Linked DNA regions of Homo sapiens: region 2 is linked to region 1. Evidence: chromatin contacts called from ENCODE Hi-C or POLR2A ChIA-PET data. All regions are on one chromosome and are shown on one strand. The core of a region is the stretch at or near the end of the contact, and the rest is flanking DNA. Distances in the headings are between cores, read along the strand shown.

What was found. A loop is a pair of places that touch in the nucleus more often than their neighbours do. ChIA-PET counts read pairs that join two places held with the same protein, here RNA polymerase II (POLR2A). Pooled maps may share reads with other maps.
Region 2: a map of vagina shows a loop between it and region 1 (2.0-fold over the local background). The contact joins two enhancer-like sites. A Hi-C loop is called at or near these places in 21 of 168 maps with a recorded cell type or tissue (HCT116, PC-3, Panc1 and 15 more) and 14 of 50 pooled maps. POLR2A ChIA-PET finds 5 or more read pairs at or near these places in 5 of 52 experiments (A549, H1, MCF 10A and 2 more).

Annotation. Positions count from the first base shown.
Region 1 is chr20:51,568,403-51,574,008 of GRCh38, reverse strand. No RefSeq gene overlaps it. Among named protein-coding and RNA genes, the nearest start is that of NFATC2, 28 kb to the right of the region's middle. RefSeq lists an enhancer at 3,160-3,660. Within about 2 kb of position 3,133, at least 7 of the 41 ENCODE cell types and tissues checked have a DNase peak (open chromatin) inside an H3K27ac peak, as active enhancers do; they include heart right ventricle, where a contact is called at or near this core.
Region 2 is chr20:51,460,149-51,465,754 of GRCh38, reverse strand. All of the region lies in intron 5 of NFATC2 (nuclear factor of activated T cells 2), which reads left to right. Among named protein-coding and RNA genes, the nearest start is that of MIR3194, 10 kb to the right of the region's middle. RefSeq lists an enhancer at 2,193-3,153. Within about 2 kb of position 2,699, at least 8 of the 41 ENCODE cell types and tissues checked have a DNase peak (open chromatin) inside an H3K27ac peak, as active enhancers do; they include heart right ventricle, where a contact is called at or near this core.

The DNA.
Region 1 (5,606 bases), core at 1,884-4,383:
ACCTCTTTTGTAACACTCACTCATTGTTGCTGGGAGCCCAAAAATACTTTTATTAATGGAAAAACAGGGATGGCTCCACAAAGAAATATTTTGACAAGCCCAGAGGAGCCAGCAGGAGGGTTCAGAGCATATCCTCAGGAAGCTGGGGTTTCTTATCTTCCAGGGAGCCCACGGAGGGGAAAAGTGCAGCACGCTTCTCCTGGCAGAGCAACCACCCCGTTTCCATGTGGGGCTCCCAGGCACGGCTTCCTGGGCTGGACTGTGCTGAGGTGGCTTTCTGCAACATGGCCCATTACCAGCTTATGCCCCACTCTGGATACAGCTCCCCAGGGCCCATTGGCTTTATTCCTGGGTCACTGCTCCATCCACGTGTTCTCCCTCATGGCCTGTTTCCTCTGAGTGCTAATGAAGGCTTGGAGCTCCTTAGACATCTTTCTGGGCTTGCCGTGGTCCCAGGCACCCACAGAGCCTAAGGTTCTTATATCTGCCAGGTGCTATTTTAAGCACCATTCCATGTGCTAACTCATTTCATCCTCACAACAGCTCTCCAATGGGTAATATTACTTTCATTTTGTACCCGAGGAAACCCAGGCACAGAGAAGTTAAGTAACCTGCCAAAGGCCACCCAGCTAGGGAGAAGCAGAGCTGGGATCTGAACACAGACCAGCTGGCCCTGGAGCCTGACTCTTTATTTTATTTTATTTTATTTTATTTCATTATTATTATACTTTAAGTTTTAGGGTACATGTGCACAATGTGCAGGTTAGTTACATATGTTTACATGTGCCATGCTGGTGTGCTGCACCCATTAACTTGTCATTTAGCATTAGGTATATCTCCTGAAGCTATGACTCTTTTTTTAAGATGGAGTCTTGCTCTGTCCCCCAGGCTGGAGTGCAATGGCACAGTCTAGGCTCACCGCACCCTCTGCCTCCTGGGTTCAAGCGATTCTCCTGCCTCAGCCTCCCGAGTAGCTGGGATTACAGGTGCCCGCCACCACACCGGGCTAATTTTTGTATTTTTAGTAGAGATGGGATTTCACCATGTTGGCCAGGCTGGTCTCAAACCCCTGACCTTGTGATCTGCCCGCCTCAGCCTCCCAAAGTGCTGGGATTACAGGCGTGAGCCACTGTGCCCGGCCGAGCCTGACTCTTAACTTCAGCTATGGCCATCTTTCTAAAGTGCATATCTGTTCGTGTCACTCAGAGTCCCCATACTCGATGGTTCTTCATTACTCTTAGAATCCATATTGGTTAGGGCACAGGTTTAGCTGTCGTACTAAAGATCCCTAGACAGCAATGGCTTAAGTAAGTTAGATATTTATTTCGCTCTCAAGAAGAATGTGGGTGGAGATCTAGGGTTGCTGTGGAGGCTCCCTGGTCATTAGGGACCTGAACTCCTTCTATCTGTCAGCTCTGTCTTCCTTAACACAGTTTCTACCTCATGGCCCATGATGGCTGCTCAAGCTCTTACCATCAAATCCATATTTTAGCGGGAAGGAGAGAAGGGAAAGTGGAGAATATGTCCCACCTCTTTAAAGGTTTGATTTCCAGCTCTTCCACTATGTGGCCTAGGGCAAGTCATTTGGCCTCTCTTGTCATCTGTGAAAAGGGGAAATATTTGAATTTTCAAAGGCTAGGAGGATTAGACAAGCTAATACATGTTGATATGGTTTGGTTGTGTCCCCACCCAAATCTCACCTTGAATTGTAGTTTCCATAATCCCCACGTCATGGGAGGGATCCAGTGGGAGGTAATTGAATCATGGAATTGGTTACCCTCATGCTGTTCTTGTGATAGTGAGTGAGTTCTCACGAGATCTGATGGTTTTATAAGGGGTTTTTCTCCCTTTTGCTGGGCACTTCTCCTTGCTGCTGCCATATGAAGAAGGACACGTTTGCTTCCCCTTCTGCCATGATTGTAAGTTTCCTGAGGCCTCCCAGCCATGTGAAACTGTGAGGTCAATTAAATCTCTTTCCTTTATAAATTACCCAGTCTTGGGTATGTCTAATGAAAACAGACTAATACACATGTCAAGCACTTGGAATAGGACAAAGTGCAACGTGAATACTCAATAAATTTTAGCGACTATGATTATGGATTGACTCTGTTTAGATGTCACTGCTCTTGAAGGCCTACCCCAGCACCCCAACGTGACCAGGTTTTGTGCCCTCCCACATATTTCTCGGCTCCCAAGCCTCCTCCATCCTTGCACTTGCCCACTGTTTTGTACTGTCAGTTGACCTCTCTCGCCCCGACTGCATGAACTCCCTGAAGAGATTAATTTCTGTCTTGTTTTCTGTCTGTATCTTCAGCATGAAGTTCAGGGCCCCATGGCAGTGCCCAGAAAACTTGTCAAATGCATGAAAAAAATGACTCTTTCTGGTGATGGCAGGCTCCCTATTTTACAGGATACTGCCTCAGGGCCTTTGCACGTCTTGTTCTCGCAGCTTGCAATGCATTTTCTCAGCTGTCTGCATGGCCAGCTCCCTTAAGCCATTCAGTTCTCCTCAGTGTCACCTCTTCTGTGAAGTCTTCCAGACCACCCTGACTAAAAAAGGCTCCTTTCCCCAGCCCTCCATATCTTCCTGCTCTCCTTTATGTGTTTTTCTTGGCACACGTCACCACTCAACTGTGTTGTCTATATTTGTGTGTTTCCTCTGAGTCTCCCCGCTAGACTGAAAGCCTTGTAGGGCAGCACCTGCATCTGTTTTGCTCGCAGCTGCATCCCAAGTGCTTGGAATATTTTAGGTACATGACAATGTCTATTGAATGAATACACAAAGGAAGAAGATAGCCTGTCTGATTTTTAAAATATAAGAAAAAATAGTCTAGCTATAGGTACTTCAGTCCTTTCCTTTCACAGGAGAGATGCTTGATGTTTCAAGGTTCACTCTCAAAAAACTGCAAACGAGATACCGCCCCGCTTCTTCTACCCACAGAGGGAGAAAGACAAGCCAAGCTGATCGCAGCCTCTAGGGCCAAAAGCCAATTCCCTCTCACTCCACGTCAGCTCTCCAGCTTCTAGGAAAATCTTCTCCATCTCTGAGGGCCGGGGCGTTCCTAGGGCTGCCGCTGGCCACTGTCACATCTCAGTTCAGCAGCTGGGAGCAGCGAGGGAGCCCCGTGGATGGGCAGGCTGTCACCGGAAACTTGCTGTCAGCAGCCCTGTGAGCTGCCGAGGAACATCGGGGTTCTCTCCAAATGCCTCAGAAACCTCCCTGTTGGGTTACATTCTGTCTTGGGGGACCCTGGGATTACCACAGTTCTTTGCAGCAGCCAGCGGCTGATTGGGAGGTAGCAAGATTCAGCACTTCTGAGTTGGAAAAAGCGGCGCCGGGTATTATTTTGGGAACAGTCAGTCATGAGAACCTCCAAGAGCTGATCAGGGAGGCTATTAAAAGCAAGACAATGTATTTTGAAACGAACCCGGCTGGGGAGACACCTCACTCTCTGCCACAACCATGGAACTGGGAGTTCTTTCCGGATGAGGTGAAACTTTCCATCGCTAGGAGATGGGGAAGGCCTCCCCAGCTGCCAGCCACCGCCCCGTTCCTTCTCCTCTGCCAACCCCAGCTGAGCACCTCACCCACCTCCTCGGCCATGTGACGGAGCGAGGGTTCTCTCCAGCGGGCTGAGCAGGTGGCCAGACCATCATGGTTGTGCCTGTCGTTCATTCATTCACCAAACATAGACAGGACCTGGGAGTCTGGCTCTGGAGCCAGGCTGCCACTCTCCACATTCACACTCTGTCGCTTACTATTTGCTGACCTTGGGCCTCTCTGCCTCAGTTTGTCCCGCCCCTCCTGCAAAATGGGGATAATAGTGGCCTTCATCTTAGAGAATTGTTGTGAGACCCAAATGAGTTAGTCCCTGTGTCCGTCACAGATGCTAGATAGGATAATTGACTGAGTACCACCCGTTCCAGACACCATGCCAAGTCCCGAGTAAGACAGACATGGCCCTATTTTCCTAGTCTAGCGGAGAGATGAGTCATAACCAAGTAAACAAACAGATGAGACAATTTCATATTGTGTTATTCACTCAACAAACATTTTTGAGGTCCGACCGTATGCCAGGCATCATTCTAGGTGCTGAGGACACGGCAGGGAATAAAACAAAGTTCCTGCCTTCGTAGAGTTGATATTTTAGTTGGGAGGCAAAGGAGACATAGAATACACAAATGAATATGTAATTTATTTGTGGTAAGTGATAAATGCTATAAAGAAATATGACAGGGCGTTGGGACTGAGATTTGTGGGGTGGGGTTGAGCTTCAGGGCAGAGGAACCTATTTCAGAGGTGAGGGTCATGGAAGAATGCATTCACAGGATGGCATTTAAACTGAGGCTGAGAAGATGGAAGAAGCCAGCCATAGACATGTAGGGACAAAGGGTCCCAGGCCAAAGGGAAGGAAGCACAAAAGCCAGGAGGTGTCTGGCTCATGGGGAGTAGATGGGAGACCAGATAGGTGGGTAGGGCCGGACCTCAGAGGCCGTTGCATTCGTTTTCTGTTGCTTCCCCCTGGACATTGTAGCTTAAACGAGCAAGTATTTATCATCTCATAGTTTCTGTGGCTCAGGAACAGATTAGTTGGGTGGTTCAGGGTTTTTCCTGAGTCAAGCCATTGGCTGTGGCTGCAGTCATCTGAAGGGTTGACTGAAATGCGGGCTGTGGGCAGGAGGCCTCAGTTTCTTACTACATGGGCCTCTCCAAAAGGCTGCCTGTGTGTCCTCACAACACGGCAGCCAGCTTCCCCCAAGGTGGGTGATCCAAGACAGCAGTGCAGAAGCCACACATCTTTTATGACCTAGACTTGGAAGTCATACATCTCATTTCTGCAGTAGCCTTGTGTTGCCCATTTAGGAGGGCATGGCCCAGGAGCAGGAACACCAAGGTGGGAGCCACTAGGACCCTCTAGAGGCTGGCTACATCAGCCTTGGTGAGGAATTGAATTTTATTCTAAGAGGGATGGGGCACTTCTGAAATGGTATATTTGGTTGAGCTGGGTGATAAAGCATGACAGGTGTTTGTAGTGGCAAGATGATAGTAACTGTAGCTACCATTATTGAGCACCTACTGTGTACTGGGCACTGTGCTTAGTGCTTCATCAGATACATTGGCCTCTCAGATGCTCATATCTCCCTGTATTAGTCCATTTTCATGCTGCTGATAAAGACATACCCAAGACTGGGCAATTTACAAAAGAAAGAGGTTTAATTGGACTTACAGTTCCACGTGGCTGGGGAAGCCTCATAATCATGGTGGAAGGCAAGAAGGAGCAAGTCACATCTTACATGGATGGCAGCAGGCAAAGAGAGAGATTGGGCTGGAAAACTCCCCCTTATAATACCATCAGATCTCGTGAGATTTATTCACTATCATGAGAACAGCATGGGAAAGACCTGCCCCCTTGATTCAATTATCTCCCACCAGGTCTCTCCCACAACACGTGGGAATTCAAGATGAGATTTGGATGGGGACACAGCCAAACCATATCACTCTAAGAAGTAGATGTAGCTCCATTTTATAGATGAGGAAGCTGAGACTTCTCCCTAAGAAATGTTATCCAAGGCAAGACTGGGAGGCCACTAGAATTACCCAAGCA
Region 2 (5,606 bases), core at 1,450-3,949, 110 kb after region 1:
AAGGACCACGGGTTGGTGGCTTGGGAGTGCGGGAACAGCAACATCACCATGTTGGTAGGCTGGTTAAATATGTGTCTGTCATGCCGATCAGGGAAGGCCCCTGTGAGGATGGAGCTTGTTCACCAGGACCTGAGTGATTGGTCCACGGGGAAGTATAGCCAGTACAAAGGCCCTGAGGCAGGGATAAGCTCAGGGTCTCCAGGGAGGAGAAAGGTACCCAGGGAGACTGTGTGGAGTGTTATAGGTGGGGTGAGGGGTCGGAGGTGAGGTCTGAGCCCAAGCTGGGGGATTCGGATTTTATTCTAATTAGGATGGGAAGCCATGGGTTCCAAGTAGGAGGTTGACATGATGTGATTTCTATATATATAGTTTTTTGAGACGGATTCTCACTCTGTCACCCAGGCTGGAGTGCAGTGGTGCAATCTTGGCTCACTGCAGCCTCTGTCTCCCAGGTTCAAGTGATTCTCGTTCCTCAACCTCCTGAGTAGCTGGGACTACAGGAGGCCACCTGGCTAATTTTTTTATTTTTAGTAGAGACGGGGTTTCACCATGTTGGCCAGGCTGGTCTCAAACTCCTGACCTCAGATGATCCACCTGCCTTGGCCTCCCAAAGTGCTGGGATTACAGGCCTGAGCCACCACGCCCAGCTGTGATTTCTATTTTAATATTCATTTAGCACACAGCCTAGCACATAGTAGGTGCTAATCAATACTTGAAGGCAGAATGAAGGAAGAAAGAAGATGAGAGGGACAGGACAGGGAAGAGGTGTAGAGAAATGAAGTTATTAATCATCTGCTGTGTGTCAAGTACGTTCTGTATTGTGGCTGAATCAGTATGAGAAGAGGCTGGAAAAACTGTAGCATGGAGAAGTGAGCTTGCCTGTGGCCATCCAGCTAGTGAGGGGCAAGCCAGTGGTAACATTGCATCCCACTGAGCCTCGGGGCATCAAGCCTTAACTACATATTGAGTGATAGATTAATTTGGGCCAGAAACCCAAAGGGTGGCATCATCTCATTATAAATCAGAGACCAACTCAAGGGCCTCCAGGGGGCTGTGGGCACCTGCCCACCCCACTCCTCATCCCCCCACCCCCCGGCACTAGATTGTCTCCTTCAAGATCCTGTAGTGGTAAATCTTGGATGAAACTGGAGCATTGGGCAGAGAGCAGGTTGGCCAGGCCTTTGTCAGCCTCTGCTCTCGAAGGCAAGTGACCAAGAAGCCCTATTTCAGAAGTGCCAGAAAGCTGCATGATGGGGAGAAGCAGTTTAGAGTGGCGGTTAGGAATGTGGGCTTTGGAGCAGGTAGCTTGGGTTCAAATCCTGCCTCTGCCACTTACTGGCTGCTTAGTCCTGGGGAGATTACTTAAACACTCTGTGCCTCGCTTTCCCTATCTGTAAAATGGGGAGAATAATAGTACCTCCCTCAGGGTGGCGGTTAAATGCGTGTGTGTCTCACACAGTAAGTGCCAGACGTGATCCCACAGGGTAACTCAAGTGCCTCCTTTGTGGTGGCCTTTGTGGTGGCCCAGTGTGGACGGATCTCATTGTCTTGCCTGCAGCCCTCCCGTAGTTCTGTAAAGCAGGCTTTACGTACCTCTGGCTGCCACCCTGTCACTGCAGGAGTCTGAAACCCAGGCAGCAGTAGGCCGGTGTGAGAGGAGAGTCGAGCAGACAGCCTGCAACATACCCTGCTGCTGGGAAGGAACCCCAATAGTTATCTGGCCCAGTGGGGTGGGCCACCTGATGAGTGAGTGGAGGAAAGTTGTTTTTTTTTGGAGAGCCCAGGATTGGGGTGGCTTCTTTGCTGATTGAAATAGTTACCTACCCGGCCCTTTACTGGGCTACTTATGAGGGAGCTGGGAAGGCAGAGTGCCCTTCTGAACACCTACGATGTACCCACAGATGCACTGAGGTTAACTCATTTCCATCCTCATCATAACCTCAGAAGGCCCATCTTAAACGTTTGCTCAGTTCATTTGTTCGAAGCATTTGATAATATGCCAGTGATGGAGGCACAGAAAAGCACCCTTGCAGGGTGTGGGCGCCTGCAGGCTGAGGCTCCGAAGGATGAGTGACTTGCTGCAGTCCCACGGCTGGCAAGGCAGGGGCAGAGCTGGGGTTAAAGCCATCTTCTTTTCTCTGTCCCGGCTGCCTGGGTTCCTCAGTGATCCAGAGCTCATCAGGTTTTGGACTGAGAATATTCTGAAGAGGGTGCCTGTTAGTACATTGGAATGGTAGAGTAATGATCTGATGGGAGGAGAGACAGCAGCTCCTACTCTCCCTGATGTCCTGTGGAGTGGATGAGATAGGAAAGTCTCACAGGAGGGGCCGTGCTGCTGCATTTCTCCATATGAGAAAGCTGAAGCTGAGGCCCCCCGCCACCGAGGCCCACAGCTACAACTTTGTCACTCACTGTGTGTCTCATGCATTTGCACACATCATACCCCACTCCCTTGCTGTGGACCTCAGTGGTTCCCTCAAAGAGGTGAGCCCCACACTAGGGGAGATTTTGGTTCCCCTCCACTCTCCCACTTCCCAGGGAAGACCCAGGGAACAGCCAGAGTGGAGGCTGAGGGGCCTGTCTGCTGGCCCTGCTCACAGCCTCTCCCGGGAGATGCCTGAGTCGGCAGCACATTCTGGGCCAAGCCAGGCCCAGCCAGACCAGGCTCACAGCCAAGGATGGGGCCTGATACAGAGACAAGAAGGGCTGACAGCAGCTGGAGCGCCAAGGCCAGGGTTGCTCAGTGCTCGGGCCAGAACGATGACCAATGGGAGGAACCTTCTTGCCTGGGCTGGCCGGTGTCTTTCCCACGAAGTCCTCCGTTTCACTGCAGAGGGTCCCATGGGGTAGCGGAATCCCCCAGTGTAGGTCCAAATTCTGCTTGTCCATTTGCTGTGAGCTCCCAAGCTTATTCCTTCTCCTCTGGGAGGATCAATGTCTTCTACTCTAAAACGGGAGTGATTCCTGCTTTGTGGTCTCATGAAGTTTAGCAATAAAAATAAACACAACTAACATTCACTGAGTCCTGATGAGATGCCACGCAGGCCCATGGATTAGCTCATTTAATCTGCAGGCAGCCCAGTGAGGTTAGTGCTGTGATATTCCCATTTTATAGATGAAAAACAGAGGCAAAGAAATTAAGTGTCTTGCTCAAAGTCCCAAAATTAGAATGTTACTTTTACGTGTGAACCCTAAATTGCTTCTTGGTGTGGGCGTTTTATAATATTTTTAAAAATGTGTATATGTTGTGCCTGCAATCTGTAGTCTTTATAGCATTTGTAATTGTCTGCTATTTATTTTTAGTTTTTTGAGACAGAGTCTCGCTCTGTCATCCAGGCTGGAGTGCAGTGGCGCGATCTCGACTCACTGCAACTTCTGCCTACCGGGTTCAAGCAGTTCTCCTGCCTCAGCCTCCCAAGTAGCTGGGATTACAGGTGCGTGCCATCATGCCCAGCTATTTTTTTTTTTTTTTTTGTATTATTAGCAGAGATGGGGTTTCATCATGTTGGCCAGGCTGGTCTCAAACTCCTGACCTCAGGTGATCTGCCAGCCTCAGCCTCCCAAAGTGCTGGGATTACAGGCATAAGTCACCCTGCCCGGCCTGTTATTTCTTAAATTTAAATTTATTTTTATTGTTGAAACAGAGTCTTGCTGTGTCACCCAGGCTTGAGGGCAGTGGTGCAATCTCAACTCACTGCAACCGCCACCTCCCAGGTCAAGCAATTCTCTTGCCTCAGCCTCCCAAGTAGCTGGGATTCCAGGCACGTACCACCACGCCCAGCTAACTTTTTTTGTAGTTTTAGTGGAGATGGGGTTTCACCACCTTGGCCAGGCTGGTCTCGAAGTTCTGACCTCAAGTGATCTGCCCACCTTGGCCTCCCAAAGTGCTGGGATTACAGGGGTGAGCCACCACACCCAGCCTGTCCGCTGTTATTAACAGAAACTGCCCTCTCTGTAGGAGCGAATTTCTCTAACCAGTCTCTCCTGAGGTTCTTGGATAGATCGTAATTCTTGGCCACCCGGCTTGACGGCGAATTTCAGATAGTCAGGCAATAACTTCCCATTTCCAGGCCTACTTGGGCGATGTGGGGGAACCCTGTGCCGGTGTCAGTTTTCTTCGCTGAACCTTTGCGGTGGCTGCTGCTGTGCTGCAGGTGGGCACAGTTGCAAGACAAAGTCAACACCCAAACTGGTTAAACCAACAGCGTCCTGTTGATTCAGAGCTCATAAAATACAAGAGCCCCCCCAAGCCACTTTATGACGTGCCAGAATCCAGGGGCAGGAGGGAAGCCTGGGGAAGTCACTTTGCAGGGGCCACCTTGAAGCTTAAGCTGGAGCAGAGGTCAAGACTTCACCCGCAGGCCTGAGCCAGGCCCTCAAAGATGACTTTAAAAGCAAGGTGCCTGGTTTGGTTGGAAAACTGCAGGCTGTGCGGTTTGGATTGTCTGCAGTCTCAGAAATGAATGGGAGAAAGGGGGGCTGATGAGGAGGGTGGGTGCAAGCCTGGGAGGCCCACTGGGCTTCCTTAGAGCCTCCCACCCACCCTGGACCTGTCACCCCAATTAGCAGCCATAGGTGATGGAGGTTGCATCAGAGAGCAATAGAGAAGTAGAGCTCAGGAGGGTAATTTGGGCTGCTGTGCGCTGGCTTCAGTTCCTCTTTCAAAAGCTAATTGCTTTGCCTCTGGGTTCTCTGAGGACTGGGGCCTGCCCTGGAGGAGTTCCCCGTCCTCAGGTGGCCTCTTAAGTGTGGAACTTGGCTCTTAAGCAAACGTGCGTGACAAGTCACCCGGAAAGATTGTTAAAATGCAAATGTCTGGCCTCTGCCCGAGAGATTGGGGCACAGAGGGTGAGGGATGTGGCCTGGGTATCTGCATTTTTATCTAGCACCTTCTGACCCTGCGTTGCTGGGGGAAGATTCTGCTACAGGTGACCTGAGAGCCACACTTTGAGAAACACTGGCAACTGGGGTCAAGAAACCTGGGCCAGGCGTAGTGGCTCATGCCTATGATCCCAGCACTTTGGGAGGGCGAGGCGTGCGGATCGCCTGAGCTCAGGTGTTTGAGATCAGCCTAGGCAACATGGCAACATCCAGTCTCTATTAAAAAAAAAAAAAGAAGAAGAAACCTGGGTTATGGCTCAGGATTCACCGAGAACAGCAGTGACCACAGAGGTGACCTGTGTACACACATGCATATGTTTGGTACATATATGCTAAAATATATAAGACAACAATGTCTATGGCTGGCACATACAGCCTCTCAGAAGCTACAGCTTTTAGTGTTGCTAACCTTGCTGACCCATGTTTATTAAGCCAGACACGCTTTTGATGAACTTGTTTAATCCTCGTAATGACCTGTGAAGTGGGACTGTTAACAGCCCCATTTTACAGATGGGGAGACTGAGGCTCAGAGCTGTGAAAACCCCTACAAGGATCAACCAGGGGGGTGTCCAACACTATAGCCTTAACCAAGAGCACGTGCTGCCCTTCACTGAAGCTGAGCTCTGAGCATCTGTCCTCTCCTCTCTAGATGGGAGTGATAGTGTCTTCCTTGCTGTAGGGCTATGATTTAAGGGTTTAAACAAATAAAGTGTTGTGAAAATAAC